3 separate regions of the Mus musculus genome follow, and regions 1 and 2 are each linked to region 3. A link is a loop called in an ENCODE intact Hi-C map of the cell type or tissue named here. Cell type or tissue: heart. All regions are shown on one strand.

What was found. A loop is a pair of places that touch in the nucleus more often than their neighbours do. Peaks named below come from ENCODE experiments on the same cell type or tissue, not always from the same donor. Only the 100,000 strongest peaks of a DNase experiment are listed, where the experiment ranks them.
Region 1: a loop joins it to region 3, with 11 times the contacts of the local background. A loop is called at or near these places in 21 of 42 quality-filtered maps.
Region 2: it touches region 3 in a loop (2.8-fold over the local background); 21 of 42 quality-filtered maps call a loop at or near these places.

Annotation. Positions count from the first base shown.
Region 1 is chr4:3,923,022-3,925,521 of GRCm38, forward strand. All of the region lies in intron 1 of Plag1 (pleiomorphic adenoma gene 1), which reads right to left. Among named protein-coding and RNA genes, the nearest start is that of Plag1, 14 kb to the right of the region's middle. In heart, a CTCF peak has its summit at 1,551 (motif pointing left); no DNase peak of the experiment used is centred here.
Region 2 is chr4:3,937,725-3,940,224 of GRCm38, forward strand. Plag1 (pleiomorphic adenoma gene 1) reads right to left here and starts at 681. Exons shown (of 6, transcript NM_019969.3): 1 at 490-681. It overlaps Chchd7 (coiled-coil-helix-coiled-coil-helix domain containing 7), which reads left to right and starts at 1,164. Exons shown (of 5, transcript NM_181391.4): 1 at 1,164-1,407; 2 at 1,655-1,802. In heart, no CTCF peak of the experiment used is centred here; a DNase peak (open chromatin) is centred at 1,007; H3K4me3 peaks cover 2,500 bases; H3K27ac peaks cover 2,114 bases.
Region 3 is chr4:3,834,539-3,837,038 of GRCm38, forward strand. Rps20 (ribosomal protein S20) reads right to left here and starts at 1,117. Exons shown (of 4, transcript NM_026147.6): 1 at 946-1,117; 2 at 654-753; 3 at 398-471; 4 at 1-145. The coding sequence starts at 948. Gm32823 (a long non-coding RNA gene) reads left to right here and starts at 1,111. Exons shown (of 5, transcript XR_881078.2): 1 at 1,111-1,396; 2 at 2,145-2,337. LOC115490074 (a small nucleolar RNA gene) reads right to left here and starts at 608; the gene lies at 541-608. In heart, a CTCF peak has its summit at 1,207; a DNase peak (open chromatin) is centred at 1,123; H3K4me3 peaks cover 1,893 bases; H3K27ac peaks cover 1,821 bases.

The DNA of each region.
Region 1 (2,500 bases), 88 kb after region 3:
ATGGGAACCTTATTTATCTTCAACATTTTCCTTAGAAGGATAGAAGTGAATACTTAATCTACAATGTCGTGTTAGCTAAACAGAGTAACACGCATAGTCTTTAGTATAGTCCTGAGGGCTTAATATACATATCTCTTGCATTTAGTGGGCTACTCAGCAAAGAGTGCTGCTTTACAATGTCCTGATATGTATAGGACTAGGGCTGGTGAGATGGCTCAGTGGGAAAAGATATTTGCTGAGCAAGCCCAGAAACCTGTGCTCAGTCCCTGAAACCTAAGTAAAAGGTAGAAGCAGAGAATCAACTCCACAAAATTGTCCTCTGACCTCCAATGCTATGTGGACTTCAATGTGTACACTTATATATATTTTTATCTGTGCAATGCTGAATGTAACTTTGCATGTTGTGTGTCATGATACAAGTATGTCTCTCCCATATAATACACACATTCATACCATAATGATAAATTATAAAAATAAGGACTGACCACTCCTCCTGTTATAGATACCAGTCAACAGAGAAAGAAAAAGAACATTTCATATAAAAGGCTTATGCACTCAAGCAGTAAAGTGACATTTGGTGAAGTACTTATGATTCTATGTATATAGAGGGACAGAGTATATCTTACAGTCACAGTTAAACCCAAATCACAACTAAAAGAAACTATTTTTGAGTGAAATAGAATGGCAATTTGGGCAATAGTTTCTAAACAATACTTTTACATTCTTGTTTACTCCTTGCAAAAGACATTTCTAAACTAGATGTAATTTTAACTAAATAAATTTACAGTAGGTTCACTTGGTTAAAAAGTTAATACCAACCCAGTATATTTCAAATCTGTAATAACTCCATGTATTGGCTGCATTATTGGCCTTCTTTATCTTTTGAAACCGTTTTACTGGCATTGATCATAAAGAAATGCTATGTGGACTTCAATGTATACATTTATTTGTATTTATATCCGTCTAACGCTGAATGTAATTTTGCATTTATAAGGAACACACTGCCAATTCTTGACTAACTGGGTAAATGGGAAGTAGAAAAGCCACAGATAATCATGAATAAACCAAAATTAATCACTGATAGATGCTGATTAGTACTTCTTTTGCATGCTGAACAAAAACTGACGTAGATGATATAAACCCATGGTTGGATTCAGCTTGAGGAAGACAGATAACGATGGCTTCAGAAGTAACAAGGACAGCAGAGAAGCTCTCAGGCACAGGATTCAGACTGCAAGAGCCAGGGTCTTGCTTCTACTGCCCATGTCTTCATCTCAGCATTTAGAATCCGGAACACATAGGAGGAATGTGATCGAGTGTTTGCTGAGTGAATAGAAAAGAGGGAGAGGAAGGAAGGGCAAGAGGGCCCTTTCTACTCTGTTGGCCCAACGGATAAGGAAGACAGTTGTCTCTACAAACGACTGAGGATGGACAGATTGGAAAATTCTCTGCATGTTCCATGCATATTTAACATTTAAGGAGATAAGACCTTTTTCTTGAGTTGGCCAATTCTCAATGGATACCAGAAAGCTGTAGTCATTGTGCCACCTTGTGGTCATGACTAGAAAGTTCCTCTTCCTTAATGGAATAGATATTCTCCTCCCCCTCACCTGCACAAAGGTATTAGTAGAAGCTTAGAGACAAACAAATGTCAATCATCCCATGTAAAGTCAAACTTTTAGAGTCTGTACTTTTAGGAAAGACCTAAAACAATATACAAATGACATGAAACAATTTTATATCAAACGATCTCCATGAGGCGGCTGTATTTGGGTGGGGGAGTGGTTGAAGCAAGCCTAACTGCTCTGGAGTTGTCAGAACTGGTTATGATACAAGAATTAATTCTACTCATCTGTCAACTTTTTTCTATCTTGTATTGGCCCACAATAAAGAGTTCAAACGATCTGTAAAGGCAGCATTACCTTAGTGTTGTACAGTGAACCTGTTGTCCATATGCTAAAAACACGGTGGTTCTGTCATGAAAGATAGTGGATCATGTCAAAGACAAACAATTTATGTACAATGTACAATGGTCACAGGCTCCAGGAACTAAGAAATGCACACAACTGGTTTGAGACTTTGAACTGTTATTCTAGTATGATATTCATATTACTGAGGCTAAATACTTATTTTCTTAGCATGAGATGGATATACAAGTAACACTGTACAAGTAACACTGTAATACACAATTTCAGTAGTCACAGCTTCCTCCAAATGTAGGGGTTCAAGGTCAAGGTGGTGAAATATTTATTCTTCAGGATGCTTTTCAGGCAGATGACTTTTTATCACATAGCTCCTAACTGCTGTACAATGTTTGTTCAGACACTTCACCACAATTGGTCCTGTAGGCTGTACCAGACATTTACTATATGCCTAATTCTCAAACAGAGTAAAGAGAAAGCTGGTTGTCTATGGCCTTTGCCCTCCAATGTCAGTTCAGTAGGAAGACCAGATACACACAGGATAGGACTGAGCTCTTAGCCGGTTAACACGGGGGCTG
Region 2 (2,500 bases), 100 kb after region 3:
CCCGGGATGTTTTGGTGGAAAACGCGGAGAGTTTCCTCTCAAAACCGAATTTATATTAATTTTTCCCTTATTTTTCGGGTCTCTAATGTCTTCCGCTCTCTCTGCTGCCGCTGCCGCTGTCACAATATTCACAGCACCAGAGAGGAGGAGGAGGAGGAGGAGGAAAACTTTTCAAACTTTCCAGACCCTGAATAAAAGGGTTTTTTTTTTCCCACCGACCTCACCTTCGGGTCCCCAGTCGCGTCGCCCCCTGCCCTGTCAGCAGCGACCTCGGGAGTCCTTGCAGCCCCGCCGCACGATTTTATTTGATTTTTTATTATTATTTTTCTCTCTGGGGTCCTGAGCAGGGGCTGGGAGTAGCACAAACTTTTCCTCCTCCTGCCGCCGCCGCGGCTCCTCTGCCCCCTCGGCTAGTCCCATAATTTAAATAACCCTGATATTCCTCCCGCTAAACGCCTCCCCGCCGCCCCGGACCCCCGGAGAACTCACCGCGGAGCTTTAACATCCTCCCTCCGGCCCGTCCGCCGCCTTTACACCGCCCGCGGAATTTCTAATAATTTTTTTCTCATATTTCGGGCTGGACGCGGCGGGCCTGGAAATTGTTTCCTTACGCCTCTTTCCAGCAGCCATTGTAGTGTATGCGCTGCCCCTGCAGCTCAACTTGCAGCTGCCGCCGCCGCCGCCGCCGCCGCCGCAGCCGCCGACGTCGCGCCCACCGCCGCCTCCTACCCCCCCCCACCCCCCCCCCCGCCCGCTCGGCCGCCGCCCCCGCCCCCGCCCCGCGCCCGCCCGCCGGCCCGCCCTGGCCCCCGCCCGCCGAGGTGCCCGCCCTCCTCACGCTCCGCCCAGGGCCTGGCCAGTCCGAGCGGCCGCCGCCGGGTCCAGATGAGCTCATTGGTTGACGTGGCTGCCCATCAGGCCGAAGTGGTAAGAGCGATGCTGAAGGGCGGGGGGCGCGGTGGGGCGGGGAGAAGGCGGGGTCTCACGCCGTCCCACCCGCTCCTCCTGCTTGAGCCCTCCTCCCGCTGCCCGGGGGCGGAGCGAACTGAGCCCGCCCCAACCTCACAGAGTTCCGCGCGCCTGTCAATCTGGCAGCGGCGTGCGTGGATTGGACAAGCTGGAACGGGGGGCGCGGGGGCAGCACGTTGGGGTGCGCGCTACTTAAGGTCCTGCTGCGTGAGCCACTGACGTGTTTGGAACTGCAGCCGGCCCGGGTGCTGGCTGAGTGGTGGCCTGTGGTGAGTGGTCTCCGGCCCCTCCCTCCCTGGACAGCAGGCCCGGGACAGCACTGCGCCGAGGGCAGACCCTAGTTCGTGGCGCCAAACCCTCCGCGGCGCGGCATGCTCCTGCCGCTACTCACGCCACGCGATTCGTCCGGCCGGGGCAGCGGAAGGTGACCCCATGCAGGTCTGGGCACCCCGGATTGTGTCACTCCCCTCCTTGCCCTCCCCAGGTCCCCGCTCTACGCCGCCCCCTTCCTTCCCAGCCCCTTTTGTGGTGTTTACCTGTGCCCGCCCTCCACCGTCCGATTCTGCGGCGCGGCACCTCGGAAGGCGGTGCGGTCCGGGAGTTACATTCTTGGAGATTCGTCTCCGACCTCTCAGATCCCTGTGATGTGTACTTTGACATTTTGTCCCTGGTACTCTGTACCCAGGTTTATGGTGTGCTGTATTTCTGTTTCCGGATTTAACACTCACAGACCAGACTCTGAGAAGCCTGGGGGGCCTGGACTTGTTCAGTAACGTGCCCTTCCCCCACTGCGGATCAAAGCTGCGAAGAGTGGGAAATCAGGAACTTTTTTGGTAAGCAGTTTGCCCTTTAGAGTAGATTTTAGCACTATTTCTCAGATGTGCTGTAGGTTTGCAGTCTTCCCTCAGGCTGGTTTTCTTTCTGAATGTCATCTTGGAAGTAGTACAGTGTTGTAACAGTTGTTCACTCCTGCACCTTCAAAAAGTAAACAGATAAGGCCTCTTTAGCAGGGCACTCCATCTTGTCCTTCAGCCACACTCCTCCATGTAAATTGACATTTCCTCTTCCTTTTCTGTTAACACAGGAATTCATACGAAGGAGGTGACATTAGGAAAACCATGTTTATAGTGCATTTAGTATCCAGAATAAAAAGCAGTAAAACGGGAATAGCCTGAAGCAGCAAATTTGATGCCTGTTTTGTGTGGATACTTTTTAAAAGAATTTCTGGCTGATGATAATGAAACAACAGAATCTCATGATCAGGACGCAGTGTGAATTGTGTTCGTATCAGATTGTCGAGATTATTATATGCATGAACGATCAAGCGGAGCTCTGTGGGAGACATGAAGAGAAGACTGTAGATTTTCTTAGTTCTGGTATTCTCTCAGGAAGAGGCAGTCTTGTAAACTATCTTCCGAAGAGGAAAGGCTTCTAGAGATAGTTGGACTTTGTACTGAGTGCCCTTCCTGTCAAGACGCTTCTACTGGCTGGGTATTTTCAATGAAGTTCATGGCATAAATGATTATTTGGT
Region 3 (2,500 bases):
GCTCAATACTGATGGAAGTAATCTGCTTAACAATCTCAGAAGGACTATGTAAATCAATGAGTCGCTTGTGGATCCTCATCTGGAATCGATCCCAGGTCTTGGAACCTTCACCACAAGGTGTTTTTCTGGTAGTGATTCTCAAAGTCTGCAATAAAACAAAATTAGTCCATTTCTGAACCATTTTCTCTGTATGTTAACAGGTTTCAGCAACCTTTACTAGAGAGTTTTGGAGTTTGCTTTAAGAAAGGTATCATACTCAATCGCCACCAGACATTTGGCCCCTAATAACTTGTATTCTTAGGAATGTAAATTTAATCTCTGAATTTATTTGGCAATCAAACTCTGACCTTCCCCCTCCCCACCAGTCTACCAGTACTCGAGTCTACCTGTCCCTTACCTTGGTAGGCATGCGCACCGGTCCTTTCACTTTCAGATTCTTTTCCTTGGCGCCTCTGATCAAGTCCGCACAAACTGCGGGTTAAGAAAGCATGGTCTTTCAGTTAACTCAGAATGACTCGAGGCGTTTTAAACAAGTTCGCCTATCGGCTCAGAATAGCGTATAAGAAATATCACTATAACTCAATACGGTTGGTATCTCCTCATCGCCGACCGCGCCCCAGCGATCACCAAGCCACCCCGAGCATCGTACTGACCCTTCTCCAGCGACTTCACGTTGCGGCTGGTGAGCGTGATTCGAATTCGGTGAATCGCCACTTCGGGCTCCACGGGCGTCTTTCCGGTATCTTTAAATGCCTGTTATCACCCAGGCGGGAAAAACAAACAGCGACCCGTAAGTGGAGGCCCACTCCTACACAACCGCCATGAGGACCCTCTCCCGGGCCCTCGCCGCGGCGGGAGCCCTCTCCCGGGCTCTGCGCTCCCGGCGCCCCAGCAAGTCGAGCCCCGCCGACGCCCCAGGCCGCGTGGCGACGCCCCCCACCTCACCATGGCTGAGGCGCGGCTTCCTGACCGACTTGTTCCTCAGCAGGAGCGAACAGCGGTGAGTCAGGACGGAGCAGGCTGGCCGAGCTCCGTAGCGCGCACCGCCGGGGCTCAGAAAGGAGGGGCCGGACGGCGCCGGGCGCTTATAAAGCACGTGCGCATCCGGGTGCTTTGTGACCCGGAACAGGAACCGCCCCGCCCGCGAAGAGGTCGCCGTGGGGGAGGCCGGGCTGCGTCCCCGCCTAGTTGGCGGGAAAGGCGAGGACGCGCGCGCGCCCTCTGGCCTCTCGGCGGAGTCCCTGTCCTGACTCGGAGGACAGACGAAGCTGGAGCGGAGAAAACTCATGCCAGGTGCTCTCTGCACAAGCACCTACGGTCTTTACAGTGCGAAATATGCTTCGCATGCATACTCGATCAGCTTGCTTTTGTCTGACAAGGGAAGAGTTGTTTTGAGGTTAGCTGACACGGACCTTGGGGAAGAATGATCGTGACAGGGCATTTATTTACTTGGTGCTGAAGACAGAAGTCAGGGCTTAGCAGGAAAACGCACTCCATCCATGAGCTGACACCCTGAGTTCAATCTTGTGAATCCTTGTAGAAGGAGATAGTGGTTTTCGGAAACTTGTCTTCTGACGAGAGCTGTGGCACCCCCCCCACACACACACACACCCCACCTCCCCCCCACCCCCCATTAATTACTAAGCTTATATTCTAAAAATTATTCGGAAACTGCTTTTCGGAGCTGAAATGCCCTTTTGTGATATTTTGGCTTTGGGCTTCCAGGAATATTGGAAACGTCTATATCTGCTGGAAACCCAGGTTTAGCTTCAGTTAGTTCAATTAAGTGAAGGCAGAACTCTAGTCCCAGTGCTCTGTGGGGTCACAGGGCATTGTACCTGCAGCCTGGCCTGGAACCCATCTACCCAGTTTTAATATTCTCTTCTCTATGTTGCGATGGAGCTCCGTTCTGCTATGTTATGATGGCTGAGACCTCCGGGGACTCCTTAGAACGGAGCAGTTGTTCATAATAAAATTAGTGTCTGCGTACAGCAGAAAGAAAGCCAAATGTCCTCAGGTCAAATGTCCTAGGACGCAGAGGATGGTGCAGATTAATCTACACTACCCACTGCGCAAGGTCAAATAGAATGTAAGCCTGGAGGTGGGTTACAGACAACACAGGAGGAAATAACATTATTTTGTAGGTGAAAGTTACTTGCTCCGAGTTGCCAAACCCAGAGCACTGATTCCCCTCCAAGGAGAACTCCCTAAGCCATGTTCTTCTGAGCTTTGGGAGCGCCAGCACCGATTCACTTGCTTGGTCGGGATTCGACCTAACTAGGAACTGGCTTTCTGACTCACAGTGTACATGAAGTTTTGCTGTCATTGAACAATTAGGTAAGTGTTAAAGTTAGGGGAGTTTTCGAGTTCAATTATTTTTAAATATAATCCATTGACCTCTTAGACTACTAGTAGACTTAACATCAGAAAAAAGTCTAACTTTGTTTTTCTTTTCCTTTCTTGACTATTTGTTTTGTTCTGCTTTGTTTTTGTGTGAGGT